Linked DNA regions of Homo sapiens: all the other regions are linked to region 1. Evidence: chromatin contacts called from ENCODE Hi-C or POLR2A ChIA-PET data. All regions are on one chromosome and are shown on one strand. The core of a region is the stretch at or near the end of the contact, and the rest is flanking DNA. Distances in the headings are between cores, read along the strand shown.

Region 1 (3,270 bases), core at 277-2,776:
AAGTTGGGGCGGTAATTAAAGGCAGACAACTTACACTGGACCAGGTCATCAGTGCTTTTTCTGTATATTTATCCTGACAACCCTATGAGCTAGATACTACTATTATGGCCATTTTAACAGAAGAAACAGGCACAGACAGGTTAAGTAACTTACCCAGTATGACACAGCTAGTTAAATGGATGGAGGTGAGACATGAACCTGGACAATCAGGCTCAAAAGTCCACTAGACTTTACTGCCTTTGACCAAATTGGTAAGTCAAATTAGTAGGATAAATTTCTCCTAATAACATCAAAACTGATTTCTCTGGGAGAGGTGGGGTGAGTACAACTCCCTCAAAGGCCTGGCTTCACTCTCAATCAATGATAACATTTTAACACCTTTCCAATGTACCTGTGGAAGAAAGCCGACCTTTTATTTTACAGGTAAAGAAACTGAGTAACAGCAGCGGCTTTTAGTCTGGGGACCAATTGTTGGCCAGTATTCACTTGATGTTTCAGCGTGGGTCAATCGACCTCGCAGAATATGAGTGACCCGCAAGTCAGACCCACGCAGGCTGCAATGAAACTGCGTAACACGCCTAGGCAAGCGGTCATTTCAAAAAACCTCCAGAGATGGCTCTTTTGCCATTCCTGTTACTCAGGACAAAATGGAACTTGCATAAACACTTAGTCATCAGTAAGCGCTGAAGTTACAAATCACCTAATTCGCAAAATCAAATACGCAGCTAAGTTCCTAATTCTGAAAGAAAGAAAAGGAGCTAACATTTGGAGACTGCAACACTGACACCTGGGACCCAGGAACTGCAGTAAATGGGAAAAAACAGCCCACGGACGGAGACCACAACGTGCGCAGCCACCACGGGGAACACTGGGGACTTTTCAGGGCCCTTCCACTTCCCTCCCAACAGCCTGTCCTCGCGTCTACAGGCTGCCCCGACCTGGTGATTCCCCAGGGCGAATTCGGAAAGGTAAACCGAAGGCGGAGATGACAGGCCTGAGATTTGCCAGCCTACATCCAGGGGACCAGGGCGGCAAAGTTTCCCCAGCCCCGGAGGGGTAGGGGCCCTGAGGCGCCCCCTCCCGCTCCCCGAGGTCCGCACCTGCAGAGTGGTGATGTGCTTGTCGTTAAACTTGTTCTCGCAGTAGCGCAGCACCAGCGACGTCTTCCCCACGCAGCCTTCCCCCAGCAGCACCACCTTGAACGAGTAGGCTCGGCCCGCCGCCGCCGCCCCGCCGCCGCCGCCGCCGGCCGCAGCCATCCCGTCGCTTCCCGGCCGCCCGAGCCCGAGTGTCGCGCCGCCCTCCCGACAGCCGCGGCAGCGCCTTCACAGCCACGGCCGGCTCAGCCCCCACCGCCCCGGCCCCGCCGACCCGGGCGCTGTCCCCACGCCCTCCTCGGGCGAGGCCTGGAAGGGCTGAGGGAAAGTCCGAGAATGAAGGGCCCCAGCCCACCACGTCAGGCACCGGAGGAAAAGCGAAGAACGATCCCTCTCTGCCTCCCTCTAATGGCGTCTCCTTCCTCCTACGTCACACCTCGGGTCACGTGAGCGCCGGTGCCGGGGCGGCCCCTGCGACTAGCCCCAGAAGAACGTGCCTGGACGTGGGCGGGGCTTCTGGGGCATCTCCCGGGGTGGAGCTGGATGTGAGTCGAGCGCCTACTGGCAATCTAGGGCAGAGCCCCGCCGCTTGCGAGCCACCTCTGCTTTTCAGTTGGTGGGAGCCAGCGGGAATAAGGAACCAGGAATTTGAGGCGAGCCCAGCTCTGGTGAAATGAAGGGCAGAACTTCATCGTTTTTGCATGTTCACAATGCTAATGATCTGTCACACCAGAGGTCACTGTAAACCATATCTGCCAAGGTGCCCTTGAATCTCTCTCTGTGGGATCCCGAATCATAGCGCTTCCAAGTTCCTCTGACCGCCTGGTCAACTACTCCATCATCTTTCAAGTCTCAGCTTAAACCGCGTCCCTGACCACCCAATCCTTCCCCCATCCTTCCATTCCCCCACCTCACAAAATTAGGTATTTCTTACCACCAGTATACCTCCTTTACTAGGGCTTTACACACTCCATGGATATTATTAATACTTTGCTAAGTGTTTATCGACTCTCATTAGACTATAGGTTTGTTGAGGGCAAGGTCTGTATAAGAGCTGCCCACCTTTGAATTCCTAACCCCAAGTGCTCTTCAGTTTTTCTGACTTTCATGAAGCCTCTGACGTTCCATGGTACTCCACCTTGAGGTGGCTTGTTCGATGATTGCTTGTTTTTTCTCATCTGCATCCCCATTCTTTTTTGTTTGTTTGTATTGTTAGTTTTGAGATGGAGTATCGCTCTGTCGCCCAGACTGGAGTGCAGTGGCGTGATCTCAGCTCACTGCAGTCTCTGCCTCCTGGTTCAAGTGATTCTCCTGCCTCAGCCTCCCGAGAAGCTGGGACCATAGGCGCCCACCACCGCGCCCCGCTACTTTTTGTATTTTTAGTGGAGACAGGGTTTCACCATGTTGGCCAGGCTGGTCTTGAACTCTGACCTCAAGTGATCCACCTGCCTCGGCCTCCCAAAGTGCTGGGATTATAGGTGTGAGCCACCACGCCCGGCCTGCCTCCAAGAAACCATACTCCTCCAAGAAATCATACTAATATTTCTGAAAATTTACTGGAAACCTGGTGTCAGGTAAACATTTTTTTAAAAATCAAACTTCTTTCACACTTCAAACCAGGTTAAAAAAAAAAAAAGAGGCCGGGCGTGGTGGCTCATGCCTGTAATCCCAGCACTTTGGGAGGCCGAGGCGGGCGGATCACAAGGTCAGGAGATCGAGACCATCCTGGCCAACATGGTGAAACCCCATCTCTACTAAAATACAAAAAATTAGCTGGGCATGGTGGCACAAGCCTATAATCCCAGCTACTCGGGAGACTGAGGCAGGGGAAGCGCTTGAACCCGGGAGGCAGAGGTGGCAGTGAGCCGAGATCGCGCCACTGCACTCTAGCCTGGCGACAGAGGAAGACTCCGTCTCAAAAAAAAAAAAAAAAAAAAAGAGAGTCGGTTAATTCATTCAACAAATATTTAAATGTGCCCACCATATGCCAGGCACTGTGATCAACAAGATAAAATGTCTCTGTCCTCACAGAGCTTACATTTTATCAGGGAAGACAGACATACTCAATTGTACAATAAATGCTTTCATCTTGATGAAACAGTTCAGAGTATCTTGCAAGCATATATGAGAACCCAACTGATTTAGCATGCTAGAGAAGCTTTCCCTGGAGAAA
Region 2 (3,109 bases), core at 242-2,741, 5.6 Mb after region 1:
TTGTAATGCTAAATCATGGCATGGTATTTTAACAACATGACATTTTCATAATAGGTAAATTATTTTTTCTGGTGCCAAGTGCCTATTCAAAAGTCTTGTCCTGGTATGTTAAACAAGATACAGTAAATATGGACTATCAGAATATAAGTTTTCTCTAAAATGCAATGTGCACTTATATTTTTGGGTGAGGTAGCTAACTTCTCATTTGAAAGATGAGGTACAGTATATGGTTAACTTGTAAAACAGAAATTCACTTGCTTTATAAGAACGAAATCTCATTTAAATAAACCAGGTTTCTTAGGCATGCTTCCTTTTTTTATATCAAATGTTCTAGGTTTTTTTCAGCCTCTTTAACCTTGCTATATTCTGAATTCAGTAATTTCCATACTATGCATGGTTTCATAAAGGACACAAATTTAAAGAAAAAAGGTACCCATAGATTGCCTCAGAACCCCTTTTTCTGGCAACCAGCAGGAGTTTACCAGGCCATCATTAAAGACATGTTTTTTGGGTATATGTCGTAAATCTCTAGAAACATTGCTTACAAATAGTACTGTGTAGCTATACTTTTGAAACTATAATGTAAAAAGGGTACCATTTGTTGAACTCTTACAGCATCAATTAGGTTGTATTATGTTCACTTTAGGGACAAGGAAATTCAGGCCCTTATGACATTAATTACTCACCCATATCGTTCACAAGTGTTGGAAGCAAGAGTACAACACAGACCTATATGGTTCCAAAGCCTATGCCAGTAGAAATAGTTGTACAGTAAGTGTTATTCGTGAGCTAAGACAATCGTCCTAGGCTTAGCATTGTGTCTGATACGTAAGTGATCAGACAGGTAAACATTGATAGAACTGAAATCCTTTGATCATTTTACCCTTTAAATTCTTCTCTGGGGTAGGAAAAGCTTGTTTTCTGTTTTTGGTAACCGCTTTGAGTATAACTGACATGCAATAAGTTGCACATATTTAAAGTGTGCAGTTTGATACGGTTTTACATATGTGTACATCTGTGAGGCCATCACCCGAGATGAGAAAATGCACAGGCTGCAAATAAAAATGATCTCAATACGGCCTCTGGAAGAACACCTGATCTAGGCTGACTTGATCTAAGGAAATACATGAGTATCATGTAAACGCTGAGGTCAGATCTAAAGGTCGGCTCGGAGCTCCCTATCTGACAAGTAGGGTCCCCTGGCCAGGTTCACTCCATAGGTTAGTCTCGGGGCTACCCTGCCCACGTCCGGAAAGCGGACCTACCTGGGGCCTAACCTTGACCGGACACCCGTCAGCATTCTCCAAATCCGACTTCTACACCTGTATGGGACGGACCAAGTTTCTAGGTCCGCGATCACACCAATGGCGGAAGCTCGTCAGCGCCCGGGTTCCAAAATCCCGCCTCTCAAGGCTTCTTGAGACATTTTGTCTCCCGGCGTGCAATGCGTCCGCCCCGGGTGGCCTCCGCCCGGAAGACGGAAGTGCAAAGACTTCCGGTCGGCGTGAGCGTGAGGTGTGGGTGTTCGTTTCTCAGGTGAGTTCGGTTCCTCACCGGTCCAGTGACACATGGGACTTGGGGCTTGATTCCGCCACCCTTGGAGAATTTCGTTTCTTGACACTCGCTGGGCTATACTTGAGCTCCAGTCCGGAGATGCAGGCCTTGTTGAGGGCGAGGGTTCCCCTTGCTCTTTTTGGTGGGGGCCCTCCGGCTTCCGAGTGCACTGGATAAAGTGGAGCCCACCCCTGTCGTTCACTCCCGCTGAAGTTAACTTCGGCCCTCAAGGTTGTTTGCCGCCCGCTTTCCTAGCCCCTCGCAAGGGTTGAGTTATGTAGACAAGGGAGCGGAATGACTGTGATTGCCGGCGTTCAAAAAATGTTAGTGGTTCGTTCAACAAGTATGCAAAAAGTGTGCGATTCAGCAGTGAACAAGACCTTTCCCTCTACCTTCGTGGAGTCTACAGTCTGGGGAGAGGGTCGGGGGGCGTGACAGAAAACAATGGTTTCAGGTTGTAACACTTAATAAGCAGGGAAGGGAGCTTACGGAGGTCAGAGGAGTCCTTTCTGAGGTAGCGAATGAAGGAGCAAGCCTTGAGAAGAGCAGTTGCCAGGCATAGGGACAGCAAATATGAAGGCACTGACGTAGAGATAGTTTGGACTCTTTACAGACGTAGTTGGTGCCTGCGGGGATGGGGATGGAGAATGAAATGAAATAGAGTTGAAGGAGGCAGGGGACAGATCACAAATGACCTTGTAGATCTTGAATATATATGAGGGAGGAGGTCTTTAAAGAACTCGAAGAAAGGCAGTGAATGCTTTTTTAAAAGATCACACTGAGCACCTTGTGGAGGATTTAGGGCGGAACTGAGTGGAAAGAAAACAAGAGTAGGAATAGATAAGTTTACAGTCGTTAAGTTGGCTTGAGAGGATGGATAATGAAGATGAGGTGAAGTGTTTATAAAAATCATTTGTAATTTGTAAGCTGTTGCATAAATGTAAGGTGATGACGCTGTTGCATTCTGGGGAAATTAAATTTCTGTATTTTGTAAAGAAATTCAGCCGGGCGCGGTGGCTCAAGCCTGTAATCCCAGCACTTTGGGAGGCCGAGGCGGGCGGATCACAATGTCAGGAGATCGAGACTATCCTGGCTAACACGGTGAAAACCCGTCTCTACTAAAAATACAAAAAATTAGCCAGGCGTGGTGGCGGGCGCCTGTAGTCCCAGCTGCTCGGGAGGCTGAGGCAGGAGAATGGCGTGAACCTGAGAGGTGGAGGTTGCAGTGAGCTGAGATCGCGCCACTGCACTCCAGCCTGGGACACAGAACAAGACTCTGTCTCAAAAAAAAAAAAAGAAAAAAGACATGCAAGGTGCTTTCAGAATTGGTTTGATTTGTAGTTTGCTTATGACCACAAGTTTGATTTGATATCTTGTTATTTAGTGACTGTGTATGTACCATGTTGATCTTCATATAAGTTGCATGTTAAGTCCTAAAAAGTGAACAGATTGAAGAGTTTTACTTTTCACTTGTTTTGTAGAGATACCTGTTGGCCTGGTTTTCTAAGGATTTGCCTGTTTTCTTTTTTATATTAAAGATTTGCTTTTGAATGTG
Region 3 (3,009 bases), core at 248-2,747, 7.3 Mb after region 1:
ATATCCCCAAGCTGGGTTAGGAAAATGCAGAATGGTCAGGGGTCTCAATTTTACCAATCACTGATATAGTAGGATATTTTTATATAATTTTACTACCCATCTAATTTAGATAAACTTTATATACGACTATAGGAAATAAGCAATAAAAATAAGATTCCCTTTTCACAAATAAGGAATACACATTTGCCAGTCATTACATTTCACTCACGATACAATAACAAACGTCTCAACTATCTAACGAAAAACCTTCCCTAATCAATGTAACTGTAAATGGCAAATAGTACCATTAGGTACCTATATGTATGTACCTTCAGGATAATAAGAAAAATATTTATCAGCTAAGATATCTGTTCTCTATGCAAATACAAAACTATGGTTTCTATTTAACAGTAATCACAATAGTGGTCAGGGGAAATGTCTTTTGAAATTATCTTCCAATAACTCCACAATAACATGTTAAAACATGACTCAGCACACCCACAACGTGCTTGCCATATAAATCTTCCCAAATTTTTGACAAGCATATAAGCAGACACTCAACAACTATGTTGCTGATGATGCCGTCTTCAGCCTACTTCCTTACACCGTCCAAAACGAAAGTTACTATTTGTTGAGGGATGAAAACAGGTTTGACGACATGGCCTATGGACAAAGTTCCAGGATTTCTAAACTCTGCCCCTATGTGATTCATACACTGGGGTTTCAGAGTGGAAAAGACCAGTCTTTGGTTATACATTTGGCAATTACTTGGGAGTTGTTTTGAGGCCACCTACTAAGAATACTTGGGATAGAGATTACAAATTAAACCCATAAGCCAGGTAGACGAGGAGCAAGGAAATGTCTGGGAATTCGTATTTCATCGGCATATATTTAAAACATCTTATGCTTCTAATTTCCGGTGTGAGTCAACCTCTGCGGACTGAACATCACTAAAACTCTAAGGAAACGTCTCTTTTTAATCCTCTGAAAAATCAATACATTTAAAAACTGCCCGTTGTGTCGACGCTCGGAAAGAGGGTAGAAAACAGCGAGTCTAAGGGAAAGAGGTGCCCCTGCCTCCCCAGGCAGCCAGGGCCCAGGCCCGGTAACGGAGTCGTCCTCTTTATGCCCAAAGCCGCCGGACGGGATGCAGGTCGAGGACCGGCCGCGCGGCGCGGAGCGGGGATGCAGGTAACAGGGCCCGCGCGACCATTCCACCGGCTACGGCCACCCGACACACACCCCAGAGGCAGTGTCCACGCAGCCGGGGTCCTGGATGGCTTGGCCTCGGGTCGTCCGGGGCTTCTCGGTGCGCCCGCCCCCGCCCCCGCTCTGACTCAGCATCCCAGCCTCCCACAGGGGGCGGGAGCGCTCCCCGCCGGGCGGCGCAGGCCTGACCGACCGCGCCCCGCGCCGCCTTGGCCCCTCAGCCCGCGGCCGTCTCACTTACCCAGCCGGGTCTCCGCCGCGCCACCGCCGGCGGGCTCCCGCGGCCTCCTCGAGACTCAGGACACTTCCGGCTTCGCAAGCCCTGGCCGGAGGCCACGTGACCGACGGCCGGCGCGCCGGTGCGGGTGCGCGTGCGCACGCCTATGGCCCGTCTGGTAGTCACCACAGCCGCGGCGGCAACTGCCGAGTCGGCTTCCGCGGCCACGGTAATGAGGGGGATGTCTGGAGACACCCCGTCCACTGTTGCCCTCGCCCTTTACTCTAAAGGGGAATGAGGAGCCCTGAGCAGCGAACACAGTAATTGGGATTCCCGCAACTGCAAATCCCGCCCCTTCCCCGAGCGCTGGCCGACAGTAGGGCGGACCGACGCTGAGCAAGGGATTACATCCCAAGATTTACAGGTGTGCAGAACGTGGGACACGTGGGGGGCAGGCACAGACGGCCGGCAGAGCTGGGAGGGATGGATTCTATGTTTTAAGGGCCCACTTTGGCTGCAGTGGAGCCAGATTATCGTCTCGCAGTAATTCAGACTTTACATTGTTTTTTTCATTTTCCCATCACCCAGAAATACATTAAATTCTTAATGTAAAAATGTTCATTTAATTCCCTCTCGGTATTTTGGAAAACGGCCGTATTGGAGTATCTAACTCTAAACTTAAGAATTTAAGAACTAAAACTTAAATACTAAAATTAGGTCCTGCAATATTCGTGCAGTCAAAATCTCAAGCCGCTATTCCCAATAAGGAATAGCTTTCTGAAGGGGTCCCTTCTGCCCACGGACAGCACAACAGGCCTTTCTCAACATGAGGGAGCAGAGACCGCTGCTAATCTAGGGCTAAATTTCTGAGTGGAGGGGAAGAGGAAGATGGTGTTTCCCAGAGTAGCAGCAGCAAACACGAATGAATGGGAAGTCATGCGGAGTGGCTCAGAGGCTTTTGAATGTAACAGACCTAGGGTTGCTGTCTCGGCTGCCAATTACTGACTTAAAAGCTAATCTCTTACCTCTCTAAGCCTCAGTTTTATCAAATGCACAATGGAGATAACAAAAGTCCACTCTAATGAATTCTTACAAAGCAAGTTACTTTATTAGCATTTTAAACAATGTATAAGTGATGGAATCATTCTAACAACACATCTATTCACTGCTTACAATTCCAACTAATTTCAGTTCTTTGATATCTAATGACAAGAGCGAAGACCTGTTAAAGTTCCTTCCACCAGTAAAACTCACAGCTCAAAGTTGTGGGAGTGATTAACTGAGCCACAGGCCTTCATTCACATGTTTACCACATTAAAATACCACACAGTGTTTTCTTATAAGGTCAACCAACTGGGAAGCAATTAACATTAGCATTAAGATTTAAACTGTTAGGCACAGGGCTAAATCAGGCATTATATGAAAACTTGTGGTTCCCTAGTCAAGTCAAACAAATCCCCAAATATTTCAGCTTGTAACAGTTTTGTCCTTCCTCTCTTGAGACAATTATTTGAGTACTTGCTTTTGGAAATAAGGTAATTCATGATGGAAGCTTCCTAGCTGTGATGGTGCTCTAGGCAACTTCAGAGAATGAAGATAGAAGT
Region 4 (3,143 bases), core at 641-3,140, 5.3 Mb before region 1:
AGATTTTTATTACTATTTTCTTTTGTTTAATGTTTTGCATACTTTTCTCTTTTCAATGTATGACCTAGCAGTGATTTTTTTTTTTTTAGGCCGTATTTACCAGCAATCTAGAGTACGAAGTGAAGGACTTGATTGAGCATTCTGAATTCTGCTGAGAGTTCATTTAAAATATATGTATTTGAGGCCGGGCACGGTGTCTCACACCTGTAATCCCAGCACTTTGGGAGGCCAAGGCAGGCAGGCAGATCACCTGAGGTTAGGAGTTCGAGACCAACCTGGCCAACACAGCAAAACCCCATCTCTACTAAAAATACAAAAATTAGCTGGGCGTGGTGGCGCACGGCTGTAGTCCCAGCTACTCGGGAGGCTGGGGCAGAGAATCGCTTGAACCCAGGAGGTGGAGGTTTCAGTGAGCCGAGATTGGGCCACTACACTCTAGCCTGGGTGACAGTGCAAGACTCCGTCTCCAAAAATAAAATAAAATAAAAATATTTGGAGGGTAAGTGGTGAAGAATGGAGTCTTGGTATAGAAAGGAAAATGATACCTTTGCTGTAAAGTAGATGGGGGGTAGGGACATGTCTGTACATTTAAGAATGTCTGATGCTTTAAGAAGGCTGTCTCACATTTCAGTTGAGGGATATCTTACAAAATACTTGACCAATACTACTCAAAAATGTCCAGGTATCAAAAATGAGGAAAGTATGAGAAACTGTCATAGCCAAGAGGAGCCTAGAGACATAGGAACTAAAGGTAATGTGGTATCCTGAACAGAAAAAAGGGCCATTAGGAAAAAATTAAGTAAATCTGAATAAAGTAATGACTTGAGCTCAGAAGAATGTACCAATATTAGATCATTAATTTCAAAAAATATTCTATACTAACACAAAATGTTAATAGTGGGTGAAATTGGGTGCTGAATATATGGGAATTCTTGGTACTATCTCAATTTTTCTGTAAATTGAAAACTTCTAAACAATAAAGTCTGTTTTGTAAAAAGTCCATCTCTACCAACATTCATATTTTAAACAAGAAACTGTAGGATGAAAGAAGTGAAACATTTAATACAGATCAGTGGTGTTGAGGAAATTTTCTAGACTGTCTCCCAGAATGCTAGTCCCTATTGCAAAGAACTACTTTTTTATATAAAGCTTTTTCCCTCCTAATTATTTGCAATTTGCCGAAAAGGGAACACCAAAAAACATTTCCGGATTTGCCACACACACAAAACAAACAAACAAAAAAAAGTTAGAAAAACTTCTGGTTTGGCTTCCAGTCTTGTCTCCAGGGCTAACTGGCGTGCCATCTGCTCGCAGCAGAGCGGTAACCATGGTTCATGTGTCACACCAGCGTGCGATGTTAAGAAGTTTGCCCCGGCAAGTCTGGACAACTCCGCTTCCGCACAGGTTGCTGAGGGCGGGCGGGGATGGCGGCAGCAGCATCCAGAGGGTGTAGATCGTTCTTCCAAACCCCATCTGCTTTCCTGTCCTCTGGCTGTGCCCGGGGTCCCCGGGCGCGGCAAGCCGCGGGGACGTGCGCGGGTCTTCTATGCATAACAAAAGAGCCCTCCTCCTCCTCTTCCTTCTCCCGCCGCCCCGCGCCGCCCCGCGCCGCCCCCACCTTGGCTTCCCGCGGCCGCCGGGGCCCGCGTCCCCAGCAGGAATTGGCTCCCGGGCCCGAGGTTTCCAGGTACCCGGAAGGGGGAGGGGGCCGAGGCGGCAACAATTGGGCGGGTGAGGGCAAAACGCGCGGCTCGGAGCGCCAAGACTCCGAGGGGCGGTGAGCCCGGGCCGTGCCGCCGCACGATTGGCCGGGGCCGCCCCGCCGGCCGCCGCTGATTGGTGGATTCTCAAATTCGGTCTCAAGGCGCCAGAGGAGGTGTTTTAGCGGGGACTACGATCCAGGCTGGAGTTGCGCTCGGCCGGTCTGAGCGCTGGCGCTGCCCGGACGCCGCGGGGTCCCCGCCAGCCCAGGGCACTCGGCGCGGGGATCTGCGCGCCTCGCTCTCCCTTCCCGATGCCGCCGCCCGGCTGCTGATCGCCGCACCACCTTCCCTCATCGGCTTGGGTCCGTGGAGGTCCCTGCAGAGGCAGGAAGCCTCCTTAGGAAAGCAGGGGTAAGCGTGCGGCCCCAGCGCCAGTGGGGAGGCGGGAATTGGGATACAGGGCCCACTCCCGCCCCGGCTGCCAGCCTGCCACTCCTCACGTCCCCCGGCTGGCGAGGGCTCGAGGTGTTTCTGCCGGGGAACCCGGTGCGCAGAGGGTGTGCCGGGTGCAGCTCTCACTCCGGCCCGGCAGTAGAGGGGATTTGCCCTTCCCCACAACTTGGAGCTTTCATTGGAGAAGTTTATTTGGGGGATCTGCTTGGAGGCCTGGGAAGGGGCTGCGCTCAGCGCTGAGTGGGTTTGGTCTAGCGATCGGGTTTCCTTCCCCCGATTCAAAACCCCTCAAAGCCGAATTCCTCTCAGTTCTTTGCGCCAAAATTAACTGACCTGGGAGACCCTGTACTTTTCTGACAGATTTGCCCAACACCCTTCCGACTTGGTAACTTTATTTTGCCATCTAGCTTTTCATAAGGAGTTACTATTTTTGTAGATTTTTTTCTTCCCAGATTTTCAGTATTACTAAGCACACTTTAGGTGTTTGAGTTTGTTCGCGTGAGTTTTAGAAAGTTGAGGGTGGCTACAACTCCTGGAAATGCCCAGGATGTGCTTAGAGAAGGGGGAATTTCATATTGACAAACAAGTAACACATATGTAGATATTTTTGTTTGAGGAAAAAATACCTAATTGCAAAATCATTTTCTAGTGTAATTGTGCATTACAGATGGAGGTAAATTGTTTAACACTAAAAGACCTGATCAGCCCCAGGCAGCCCAGACTAGATTTTGCAGTTGAAGATGGGGAAAATGCACAAAAGGTAAGCAAACATAAACACCTTAGTTTCTAATATGTTAAGGATGGTGATGTTGAATTCAATTAAGTGTTCCAACATGCCATTTGTATTTGTATTTAAGCATAATAATTAATATTGATAAACATTATAGAAACATTCTTTTTTAAAAATAGAGCCATCCAAACCATTATTGTTGGAATTCTACTCTCAGATATAGTGGGAAAAATAGGCAAGGTTACATGTAATGTTGT
Region 5 (3,251 bases), core at 203-2,702, 5.6 Mb after region 1:
CCCGGGGGTGGTCACCTGACCTCAGGAGGTCAAGGCTGCTGTGAGCCGAGATAGAGCCACCGCACTCCAGCCTGGGTGACAGACTGAGACTCTATCTCAAAACAAACCAACAAAAACAAATTAAAATGATATGCTTGTAAAATGTTTGTAAAATCATAAAAGATAAAGTGTTTTTTTGTTTTGTTTTGTTTTTCTTGTCATTGTGGAAGTGACGTTAGTTCTTTTGGCAAAGGCTTCTGAGAACATCAAGTTTAAGGATTTAGTTTAGAATAGACTGTTCCACAACTGTTCTGAATTCCACTTGCTAAGTGTTCGGGTGTTGTGGTTAAGGTGAGGACTGGGCAATGTGGGTAGATCAGAGTAAACTCATCAAAACAATTCCAAGGGACCCTAGGATGACACTACTCTGGGTATGTCTACACCTCTTTATATTGGAATGACAACAATATCATGAATATTCACTCTAATCCATTGTATTTGCCACCATCATCTCTCTCTTACAGTAATACAACTTTATCCCCTTTTCTCTGCCTTTGGTAATGGCCCTCTTCAATGTATTCTACTTCTGGCCTAGGATGATCTGGCCTTTGTTTATCTATCCAGCCTCATTCTTTGCCACCTGTCCCCTACACCAGCTGAGCTTCACCGTCTCCCTCTTTGCAGACGTTGGTCCCTTGAGGCCCAGCCTACATCACTGCTCTTTCTCTGGTTGGCTCCTACTTGCCTTTCAGGATTAAATATTACTTCATTCAGAAAGCCTGGTTTATAGAAAGTGCTCAATAAATGTAGGTATTATTATTATTTTAAAATAATAGAAGTAAAAATGCATCCTCGGTGTGATTATTGAAAAAGTGGATGAATGAGATGGGTATTTGTTGAGTGGATGGGTGACTGGGACATGGGTTCTATCACTTTAGCAACTCTCCAAGGTGAAAGGACTTAAAGTGTGTTCAGGCTGGGCGCGGTGGCTCACGCCTGTAATCTCAGCACTTTGGGAGGCCGAGGCGGGCGGATCACGAGGTCAGCAGATCGAGACCATCCTGGCTAACATGGTGAAACCTCGTCTCTGCTAAAAATATAAAAAAATTAGCCTGGCGTGGTGGCAGGCGCCTGTAATCTCAGCTATTCGGGAGGCTGAGGCAGGAGAACCGCTTGAACCCGGGAGGCGGAGGTTGCGGTGAGCCGAGATCGTGCCATTGCACTCCAGCCTGGGCAACAAGAGTGAAACTCCATCTCAAAAAAAAAAAAAAAAGTGTGTTGAGAAAAGTTTCACTTCAGATGACGCCGGGAATGTAAACCGTTTTCTCTTCCATTCTAACTCGGAGCCATCCCCGCTTTCTCCGCCCAGCTGGAATTTTTGAAGCGAGAAAATCGACTCGCTCGGTGTTCGCCCGCCGACGCCGCACGGCTTGCTGGGGCTGGGCTCTTCCTCGCGGAAGTGGGGAGGAGGCGGTTGCGGTTAGTGGACCGGGACCGGTAGGGGTGCTGTTGCCATCATGGCTGACCCCGACCCCCGGTACCCTCGCTCCTCGATCGAGGACGACTTCAACTATGGCAGCAGCGTGGCCTCCGCCACCGTGCACATCCGAATGGGTACGTTGTCCCCTCTCCAGTGCCTCCCAGCCGCTTGTCTGCACTGCTCGGCCTCTAGAAGCCGACTTCCGGCTTCCGAGGGAGAGCGGCCATCTCCTGGGACTCACAGGGAGTGCTCACTGAGCTCCCGGCCCTCCTTCTCCGGGTACCAGAGGACTGGCGCCCTCCTCAGGGAGTCGGGGAGGCGCTTCCTCCCCTCCTAGCGGGTGTGGGAGGGCGCCAGGCCCAGAAGGCTTGCGGCTGTCCTGTGTGCGCCCCGGCTCCCCAGCGGGCGCCGCGGTGTAGGAAGGGACAGATGGAAACCGCCGCAGCCTGAATTTGGCATCTTGAAGTGAAAAGAAACGTCGTGGAAATGAGTCGGTTGATCACTGTGACTGACGTACACACGAGTGGAATCCACGGCCTGATGTTTTTGTTCTGTGGGGTTTCGCGTTACAGGCTTATATTTACCGTCCTGTGCTAGGCTGGAAGCTCCCTGACGGCACTATTTCCTCTCCGCAGGGCCCAGAATGCAACAGGTCTTTGAGGATTATTGAGGAAGTTGCTCAACACAGAAGCTTCCTAAGTCAGTCTAAATTGTGTTTTAAGTTATTACGTAGTAGCCAATGGGCAGAAATTTTTGAATTTAAAATGCTCAGCTTCATCTACGTGGAAGCCATTGCCTGCTCTAGTTTGGTCATTTGATCGCCGAAACAGCCCCAGACTTTCAGCCTGTTTAGGCAGCTGGAACTTGTTCTGGAAAAGGAAAGATGAAGATAGTTCTGATGTGCTAAGAATCTTAGTGCCTAGAACTTGTTCTGGAAAAGGAAAGATGAAGATAGTTCTGATGCACCAAGAATCTTGGTGCCTAGCATTTATATTTTTGGAATTGAATTTTGAAATTATTTTGGCCAGTGAACTCAGCTTTTTTTTAAAAAAAATTAATTGTGGTAAAATACAGGTAACATAAAATTTACCGTCTTAACTATTTTTAAGTGTATAGTTCAGTAGTGTTAAGTTATTCACATGGTTGTGCACTGTTAAAAGAAAAACTTTAGACACATTAAATCTAACGGAGTTTGAGCACAGAATGATTTGCGAATTGGGCAGGTCCCGGAACCAGAATAAGGTTCAGAGTGATGAGTCCTGCCGCTTGGTGGGAGAAAATTTATGGAGAGAGAAAGTAAAGTGAGGTACAGAAAATAGAAGTGAGGTACAGAAAGAGTTGATTGGTTACAGCTTGGTTTTTGCCCGTTTGAACATGGTTTGAACACGTGGCCATCTTTGGCTGAAACTCAGTGATTGGTTCAAGCGTAGGTTACAGCCTGTTTACTAGGTTATAGTTCACTATATACCGAGAACCCCTAGGCTGAACTTAAAATATCTAAAGGCATAGCTTTAGACTAAACTTATATACCATCCAATATCCAGAACTTTTTAATCTTGCAAAACTGAAACTCTATACCTATTAACTCCCCATTCCTTCCTTCCCCCAGTCCCTGGAACCACCATTTCACTTTCTCTCTCTGTGAATTTGGCTACTCTAGATACAATCAGTATTTGTTTTTTTGTGGTTGGCTTTTTTCAATTAGCATAATGTCTTCAAATACATCCATGTTGTGGCATATGTCAGAATTTCCTTTTTTTTTTTTTTTGAGACAGGGTCTCGCTTTGCCACC
Region 6 (3,135 bases), core at 216-2,715, 6.6 Mb after region 1:
AATAAGCAGGCAGCAGTTAAGAGAAACATCGACAAGTAGTGGGCACTGAAACTCCCTGTTGGGGACACCTCCTCCCGTTTAAATTGCTGGAGAAGTTCCTCTTCGGGTTCGGAAAGCTTCGGTTTGTTGTATGTGTTTTTCAGGTAGGTATGATTGGAGCCCGTATGATTGGCGTGATTGATCCTGAGTGAACTAGAGGCGGCCACCGCCGCACTGGGAGGGAGACTGTTAGAATAAATCCTGGGGGAGTCCACACTGAAGGCCCCACCGCCAATATGATTATTGGTTTTCAGAAGGGAGCCTGTTGACGAATCCAAGGTTGAGTCCATGTCAGTAAGTGGCGGGGGCAGGAGAGGGGTCAGTTTCTTAGCGTTAACACGGTATCTAGGAACGGGGCTGGAGTCCACTTGATCACACCCTCCTCCCTGCTCCGCGGCCGCCGCCTCTTCGAGGTTTCGGCTCCTGTCTAGACTCCCGGCAGCCGCCGCCCTGTCATTCATCGCGAGTCCTCCCCCTCCCTGAACTGAAGTCTCCAGCCTGCCGCCGGCCGATTTAGCAGTCAGCGGGGGGAGAGGCTTACTATGGGTTCGTCTGGGCCGATGCCGGGAAAGGGAGTCGTCCTTTAATACCTGTCTGCTGGAGGCCACGTCGTCGTCGTCCTCTTCCTCTGAGTCCGAATAGTTTTCCCGGCAGCTGTAGGGGACAAGCCGGCTGCCATTCACGGTCCGGCTCGCCCAGAGCGGCTCCTCGGTCTCCGGGTCCCTCTCCTCACCGTCCTCTCCCTCCCCTTCCTCGTCCTCCACTGCTCCATCTTTCCCCGGCGGGGTCTGCAGCTCGGGGCCCGCCGGCCTCCTGGCCCCCCACCACGAGTGGGGCTTCCTTCGCTCTGCAGAGTTGCTGTTAGTCACCTCGCTGGCGGCCAGGGGCGCCGGCGGCGCTTTGAGCCCGCGGTACTGGAGCGAAGCCCGGTCTTTCCTCCCGCCGCCGCCGGCCTGGTCCCGGGGACTGGCCTCCACGTCCGACTCGTCCGAGCTGAAGCCCAGCAGCACTTTGCTGCCAGCCGCGGGGGCGGCGGAGGCGCCCCCGGGCCCTCCCAGGAGGCTCTCTGGGCCAGAGGCCGAGATTCGGCACAGGCCCCCAGGAGTCCGTAAGTAGGAGAGGTCGCCCGAGACCGGCCGGACCCCCATCCCCGCGGCCGCCGCCGCCGCTGGTCCCGCGGCTGCGACCGTGGCGGCTGCCGTGTTATTGTTATTACTGTTCCGCGTCTTGTTGCCGCGGCCCCCTGACCGGTGCTGTTGCTGCTCTTCCTCTCGAAGCTTCTTCAGCTTCTTGAGGTAGACCGGGCGGGTGCTCTCCGTCACTGGTCCGGGAGACAGGCCGTAACGGCGGAGCTGAGAGAAAAGCTCCTCATCCGAGAGCTGCTGAGGCGCCGAAGCTGCTGCCGCCGCCATTTTCTCTCCAGGGTGTTTTACAAGCTCCGCGCTACCGGAAGTGACGCGCCGCCCTAGACCCTGAACTAGACCGCGCTGCGTCGCCCTCCCAGCGCCGCGGGCATCTCGGCCAATGGGAGGCGCGGGAGGAGCTCACCTGAGCGGGAAAGAGCCACCTGAGCAGCGCGCGGCTCCCACGGCGGAGACTGTTTCTACTCTCTCACCTTGAGGTGTCGGCGCATTCTCCCCCTGCTCTCTATCTCATCTCCAGCTGTTCTCCGCCCTGCCCTTCCAAGTGCCGTTCCCGGGAGCTGTCTCTTACTAAACCACACCTTGACCTCACCTTCCTAGGTTCCTGCCACCGGGCAGTAATAACTGAAATCTACCTTGAAGTTTATGGCGTAAGTTTTCTTTACATCTGGATTCCCAATGCCGAGGGAGCCTAGACCTACTGAAAGAAATTCTGCTGGCCAGACTAGATTGGCAGCTTTCCCGTCTGACTTCAGGTTGTCTATTTTCAGTTCGTCTTTAGCTTGACCTACCAAAAAAAAAAAATTTTTAAGTGACTTTCTCTCGCTGCTCTTTTTGAGAAGCCTCACCTCTCTCATTCTGAGAAGATACGGAGTACACCAATCACAATACAATTTTCTTCTAGCGTAATGGCTGTTCATTCATTAGTTAATTGTAAGATATTATCTTTTTTTCCTTTTTTGAAACCTAATGACTTTACTACGTCAGCACTTGAAAGTGAAAGAGCTTGTCTGCTTCATTCTAAGACTCTCAGAGACATAACACATGATCCTATTTATTTCCTTCTTAGCACCTTTCCAACCAATAGTTATTTATCAGTTATTAATAAATATTTGTTTACTTTCAAAATTATTTATTGTCCTATCCTTTTGGACTATAATAAGCTCCATGTGTGGAGGAACCTTGCTTCTGTTACTCACAATACTAGTAGAAGCTCAATAAATATTTGTTGAATGAATTAAAGAATTGCAAAGAGAGGATAGTATGAGATGAATATTTTGAAATAAGACTAGTGCCAGGTGAGGTGGAGAAACCTTCACACAAAGTCAAAAAAACAAGGACAAGACCTGGAACCCCAACTCTGCCATTTACAGAATAGGAAATGAATCCCAGAGAGGTGAAATGTGCCCCATGTGGTGAAGATCTTGTCCCATTTTCCCATTTCCCCAAACCTTGGCAGACAGACAATTCTTTAGTACTTCAATCCTAGTAGCTACAAAATACTACAATAATTTTTTGTTGTTGAATGAGTTATTTTACCTATTACATTACCCTATACACCTGTACAGAAAAACGTTAGTCAAAAGCATAAATACGGCCGGGCGCGGTGGCTCACGCCTGTAATCCTAGCACTTTGGGAGGCGGGGCGGGGGGCGGGGGTCAGGGGACGGATCACGAGGTCAGGAGTTTGAGACCAGCCTGGCCAACATGGTGAAACCCCGTCTCTACTAAAAATACAAAAAAATTAGCCGGGCGTGGTGGCAGGCGCCTGTAATCTCAGCTACTCGGGAGGCTGAGGCAGGAGAATCGCTTGATCCCGGGGAAGGCAGAGGTTGCAATGAGCCGAGATCGCGCCACTGCACTCCAGCCTGGGCAACAAGAGCGAGACTCCGTCTCAAAAAAAAAAAAAAAAAAAAAAAAAAAAGCTTTTCTGTGGAGGACACTTCCTTGTCCT
Region 7 (3,221 bases), core at 691-3,190, 8.0 Mb after region 1:
TATTGTACATAAACCCAACTCATGTTCAAAGGCCACATAAAGCGCTTTCTAAGTCACTAAATTCTTTGTGACTCTTTAAACCCTCAGGGCCCCATTCTCTAATTGAGCATAATATATATCTTAGAACACTACACTCTCATGATATTCACAGCAAAAATGCTTCTGTGGTCAATCAAGTTTAATCAACTACATACTATAATATATTCCTTCGCTGATACAATGAACATTGTCATATTAAAGGCTCTTGAGAAAGGCCTGCAATGAAGAACCTTGTTTAACTTTGTACTCTTCAGTGTTTCCCAAATGTGTTTGGCCATCAAGGGCAGGGGCCACATCTTATACTTGTGTATCAAGTGTCCAAAAAATACACAGATTCATGAAAATTCAGTTGACATATGCATTGCAATCTAATGACACTATACAGCCTACTCAATGTATCAATAAATGAAGCTGTGCTCTGCTAAAGACCAACAGTGGAATATGTATGTGTGTACATTTACAAACAGATGTTGTCTAATTGGAAGGAGAAAGGAATTATTGACAAAAAGCGAAAAAATATATCATGATGCCTTAATTAACAAATTATGAAATAAATTATATTAAAATGAATTTCATATCAATAAAATACATTTTATAATGCTTTTTACATGTCTTCCTTCTACGTATTAACTTACCAATGGCAGCTTTGCCCCAGATTTGTACACTGAGATCTGTTTTTCCTTTCGTGGATTTATCTAATATTTGAAGGCTAGTTTTAAATCTGTGTTGTTGCTCATTTTTTTCATCTCCTTCCCAAGGATTCCATTCTTCACTTTCCAAAGTGGACTGTTCTGTTTTAAAAAGAGTAAGTGTTTACCAGTAAGGTATTATTGCAGTTGTAGGTAAATTCAAATCATTTAAATTAAGTGTTAGTTCTAATTTCATCCTAACTTTAATTTCTGAGAGGTACAGCAACTGAATTTAAACTGGTAATACACAATGAAAACAAAAAAGAAAATCAGCAATTTTTTTACTGAACTTTTTTTACTCTGAAAAGTCTTAGAAATAAAATGCTACCTTGAGACAGGAAAATTCTCTTCCCCAACACAAAACCTTTAAAAATAACAGGATAATATGTATCAAGTTACAAGCTTAACTTTTGCAATTATTTTTATCCATTGTATACAGGTAACCTATGCACAAAAAACTGACTTCAGAGTGTAGTGTTCACCAGTCTTAGATACTATCGTGCAAAATTCTGAATAAAGGGAAAGAGAAAGCCGAGTCTGATCTTAACACAAGTTAAAACACAGGACAGGGGACCAGAATTTGGAGGTAAAGTCTGCCTTATGGTCACTGCAGGATTAGAGAGGGCTTTGTTTCAACATGGAAACGGATGTCTTAAACCTTGCGGCGATTTTGAGGCCTTCCAGGAGCATTCCCGCAAATCTCTGGCATTTGAGACGACGTCTTGGATTTTAACACGTGTTTGAAAGGCGTGCGCGCCTGTCACCCCCTGGGATCGGGAGCGGGGACGGCGTGTGAGATCTGGGTAAGAATGAGGACCATTCTCCAATTCCGAGCCAAGGGCTGGCTCGAGAGGCTGTAGGGGGCAAAGCGCTTCTCAGGCCCTGCGGGTAATCCCGGACTTGAGAGCCGGGTGCGGGGACCCGGCCCCAGCCGCCCAGCAGCCCCAGCCAGGAGCGCAGAGCCGGAAGGAAGCCGCCGACCCAGTCCTACCTCGGCCGCGTCTCTCCCGCGCGGGGGCCGCCCCCTTCCTGAGGCCCCGCGGGGACCCGGCCGGCGCCTGGCGGCGGCGCCCGAAGAAGACGTGGTAGGCAGCGTAGAGGGAGAATAGGCAGTACAGGGCGATAAGAAACGAGCAGAGCCGCTTCCGCGTCAGCCGCATCCCACTCGGGCTTCCAGTCAGGCATCCACCGCCATGGAGCGGGCGGAAAGAGAATCCGCGACACCGGCGGCGTCCGAGGCAGGCCCAGCCCGTTTCCAGGCAGTCCCCAGCCAAGGCTCCTCCGCCCAGCGCCCGGTACAGCCCCGCCCCGGACACGCCCACCGCCCGCCTCCCGCCCAGGCCCCGCCCCCTCCAGTCGCGGCTCATCCACCCGGCCGAGGGCCTGCCCACCTTCGACACTGGAGGAGGGGGTACTGGAGCGGCCCCTACCCCACGCTGCTTCCAGACGCCGGGCTGAGTGGGAACCTCTCTGACCTCTGCCGTGTACTCATTGCACCTTTCAACCCTGGCCACTTTTCCCAAGTACATAAAGACTCGGGGGAAAAAGAACACCCGCGGTGGTCCATGAAGGCCATGTGAAGGCATGGACTGTGACGTTTTTTGCTCTGCATGGAATCCCTAGCGCCTAGGACAGTGCCTACTACGTTGATAGATGAGTGAATATAAACGTCCTTTAAAAAAATTAAGTGATGATGGTCGCTTAACATTGTGAATGTAATTAATACCACTCACTTGTATGCATAGAAATAGTTAAACTGTCGAATTCATGTTTTATATACCTTACTGCAATAAAAACATTTTTAAAGTTAAGTTTCATTATTATGTGAGTTGAACGCACATAGGCATGCAGTATTTTGTCAAATAGAGGCTGTAAATGTGAATGCTTCAGAAAACTTTGTATCCAGCCTTGGGAAGATGGGCTACAATGTTTTGTCAGTTGCTCTGGTACTACTGTTCAAATTACCCAGCAGTCTTGCGACGGTATGTCTGCTAATTAGGGTGACCAATGGTCCCAGTTTGCCCAGGACTGTAAGGATTCTCCAGTTGGAGGATTTTTAGTGCTAAAATTGAGAAAGTCCTAGGAAATCAGTAAAATTGGTCACTCTAGCACCGACCCTAAACTATTAGGTCAAACACTTTACCCAATCCCCCAAACAGTTCCCTGCCTCAAAAGACCTGTTTTAAACCATTTTTGCTCAGACTCCCCAAATCCTATAAATATCACCCCCAACCTTCTCCTTCTGAGACTGCCAAGCTTCTGTCAAAGTGTGGCCTCCCTTACTGTAGTAGATTTAATAAATTTAGCTTTCCTTGATTAACAGGCTATTCTGGTGTCTTAGGGAGATGGCAGTTGTTTTATGTATGCTGTATTGTTGTTTATCCTATTTTGTTTGTTTGTGGAAATGACAATTATTTAAGGATAGGAAGTAATTACCTTATAATTACCACAAAACACCCACTGTATCAATGTACATTCAGATGCTACTGACTA

Evidence for each region. Hi-C counts contacts between places; a loop is a spot of excess contacts on that map. ChIA-PET counts read pairs that join two places held with the same protein, here RNA polymerase II (POLR2A). Pooled maps may share reads with other maps.
Region 2: a pooled map shows a loop between it and region 1 (8-fold over the local background). The contact joins the promoter of LLPH here to the promoter of RAB21 in region 1. A Hi-C loop is called at or near these places in 5 of 50 pooled maps.
Region 3: a loop to region 1 is called in a pooled map, with 5 times the contacts of the local background. The contact joins the promoter of TBK1 here to the promoter of RAB21 in region 1. A Hi-C loop is called at or near these places in 3 of 50 pooled maps.
Region 4: a pooled map shows a loop between it and region 1 (4-fold over the local background). The contact joins the promoter of E2F7 here to the promoter of RAB21 in region 1. A Hi-C loop is called at or near these places in 1 of 37 single-sample maps with no recorded cell type and 2 of 50 pooled maps. POLR2A ChIA-PET finds 5 or more read pairs at or near these places in 1 of 52 experiments (GM12878).
Region 5: a loop to region 1 is called in a pooled map, with 7 times the contacts of the local background. The contact joins the promoter of TMBIM4 here to the promoter of RAB21 in region 1. A Hi-C loop is called at or near these places in 3 of 50 pooled maps.
Region 6: a loop to region 1 is called in a pooled map, with 6 times the contacts of the local background. The contact joins the promoter of LEMD3 here to the promoter of RAB21 in region 1. A Hi-C loop is called at or near these places in 5 of 50 pooled maps.
Region 7: a loop to region 1 is called in a pooled map, with 22 times the contacts of the local background. The contact joins the promoter of RXYLT1 here to the promoter of RAB21 in region 1. A Hi-C loop is called at or near these places in 4 of 50 pooled maps.

Annotation. Positions count from the first base shown.
Region 1 is chr12:71,753,119-71,756,388 of GRCh38, reverse strand. RAB21 (RAB21, member RAS oncogene family) reads right to left here and starts at 1,526. Exons shown (of 7, transcript NM_014999.4): 1 at 1,101-1,526. The coding sequence starts at 1,259. RefSeq lists enhancers at 635-824, 1,465-1,754 and a silencer at 1,205-1,484.
Region 2 is chr12:66,129,132-66,132,240 of GRCh38, reverse strand. It overlaps LLPH (LLP homolog, long-term synaptic facilitation factor), which reads left to right and starts at 1,491. Exons shown (of 3, transcript NM_032338.4): 1 at 1,491-1,536. LLPH-DT (LLPH divergent transcript) reads right to left here and starts at 1,490. Exons shown (of 2, transcript NR_125724.1): 1 at 1,266-1,490. RefSeq lists enhancers at 1,468-1,577, 1,618-1,767.
Region 3 is chr12:64,450,608-64,453,616 of GRCh38, reverse strand. It overlaps TBK1 (TANK binding kinase 1), which reads right to left and starts at 1,497. Exons shown (of 21, transcript NM_013254.4): 1 at 1,430-1,497. XPOT (exportin for tRNA) reads right to left here. Exons shown (of 25, transcript NM_007235.6): 25 at 2,492-3,009. RefSeq lists a silencer at 1,157-1,626.
Region 4 is chr12:77,064,316-77,067,458 of GRCh38, reverse strand. E2F7 (E2F transcription factor 7) reads left to right here and starts at 1,890. Exons shown (of 13, transcript NM_203394.3): 1 at 1,890-2,114; 2 at 2,824-2,916. The coding sequence starts at 2,824. RefSeq lists enhancers at 1,271-1,500, 1,236-1,942 and silencers at 1,551-1,980, 2,001-2,050.
Region 5 is chr12:66,168,197-66,171,447 of GRCh38, reverse strand. It overlaps TMBIM4 (transmembrane BAX inhibitor motif containing 4), which reads left to right and starts at 1,452. Exons shown (of 7, transcript NM_016056.4): 1 at 1,452-1,593. The coding sequence starts at 1,497. RefSeq lists enhancers at 1,471-1,550, 1,194-1,718, 2,201-2,300.
Region 6 is chr12:65,167,913-65,171,047 of GRCh38, reverse strand. LEMD3 (LEM domain containing 3) reads right to left here and starts at 1,465. Exons shown (of 13, transcript NM_014319.5): 1 at 1-1,465. The coding sequence starts at 1,451. LOC124902953 (a long non-coding RNA gene) reads left to right here and starts at 1,632. Exons shown (of 2, transcript XR_007063349.1): 1 at 1,632-1,831. RefSeq lists enhancers at 308-387, 1,298-1,447, 1,130-1,702, 1,888-1,947 and silencers at 381-584, 968-1,177.
Region 7 is chr12:63,778,628-63,781,848 of GRCh38, reverse strand. It overlaps RXYLT1 (ribitol xylosyltransferase 1), which reads right to left and starts at 1,940. Exons shown (of 6, transcript NM_014254.3): 1 at 1,720-1,940; 2 at 675-830. The coding sequence starts at 1,888. RefSeq lists silencers at 1,572-1,871, 1,600-1,875, 1,892-2,121.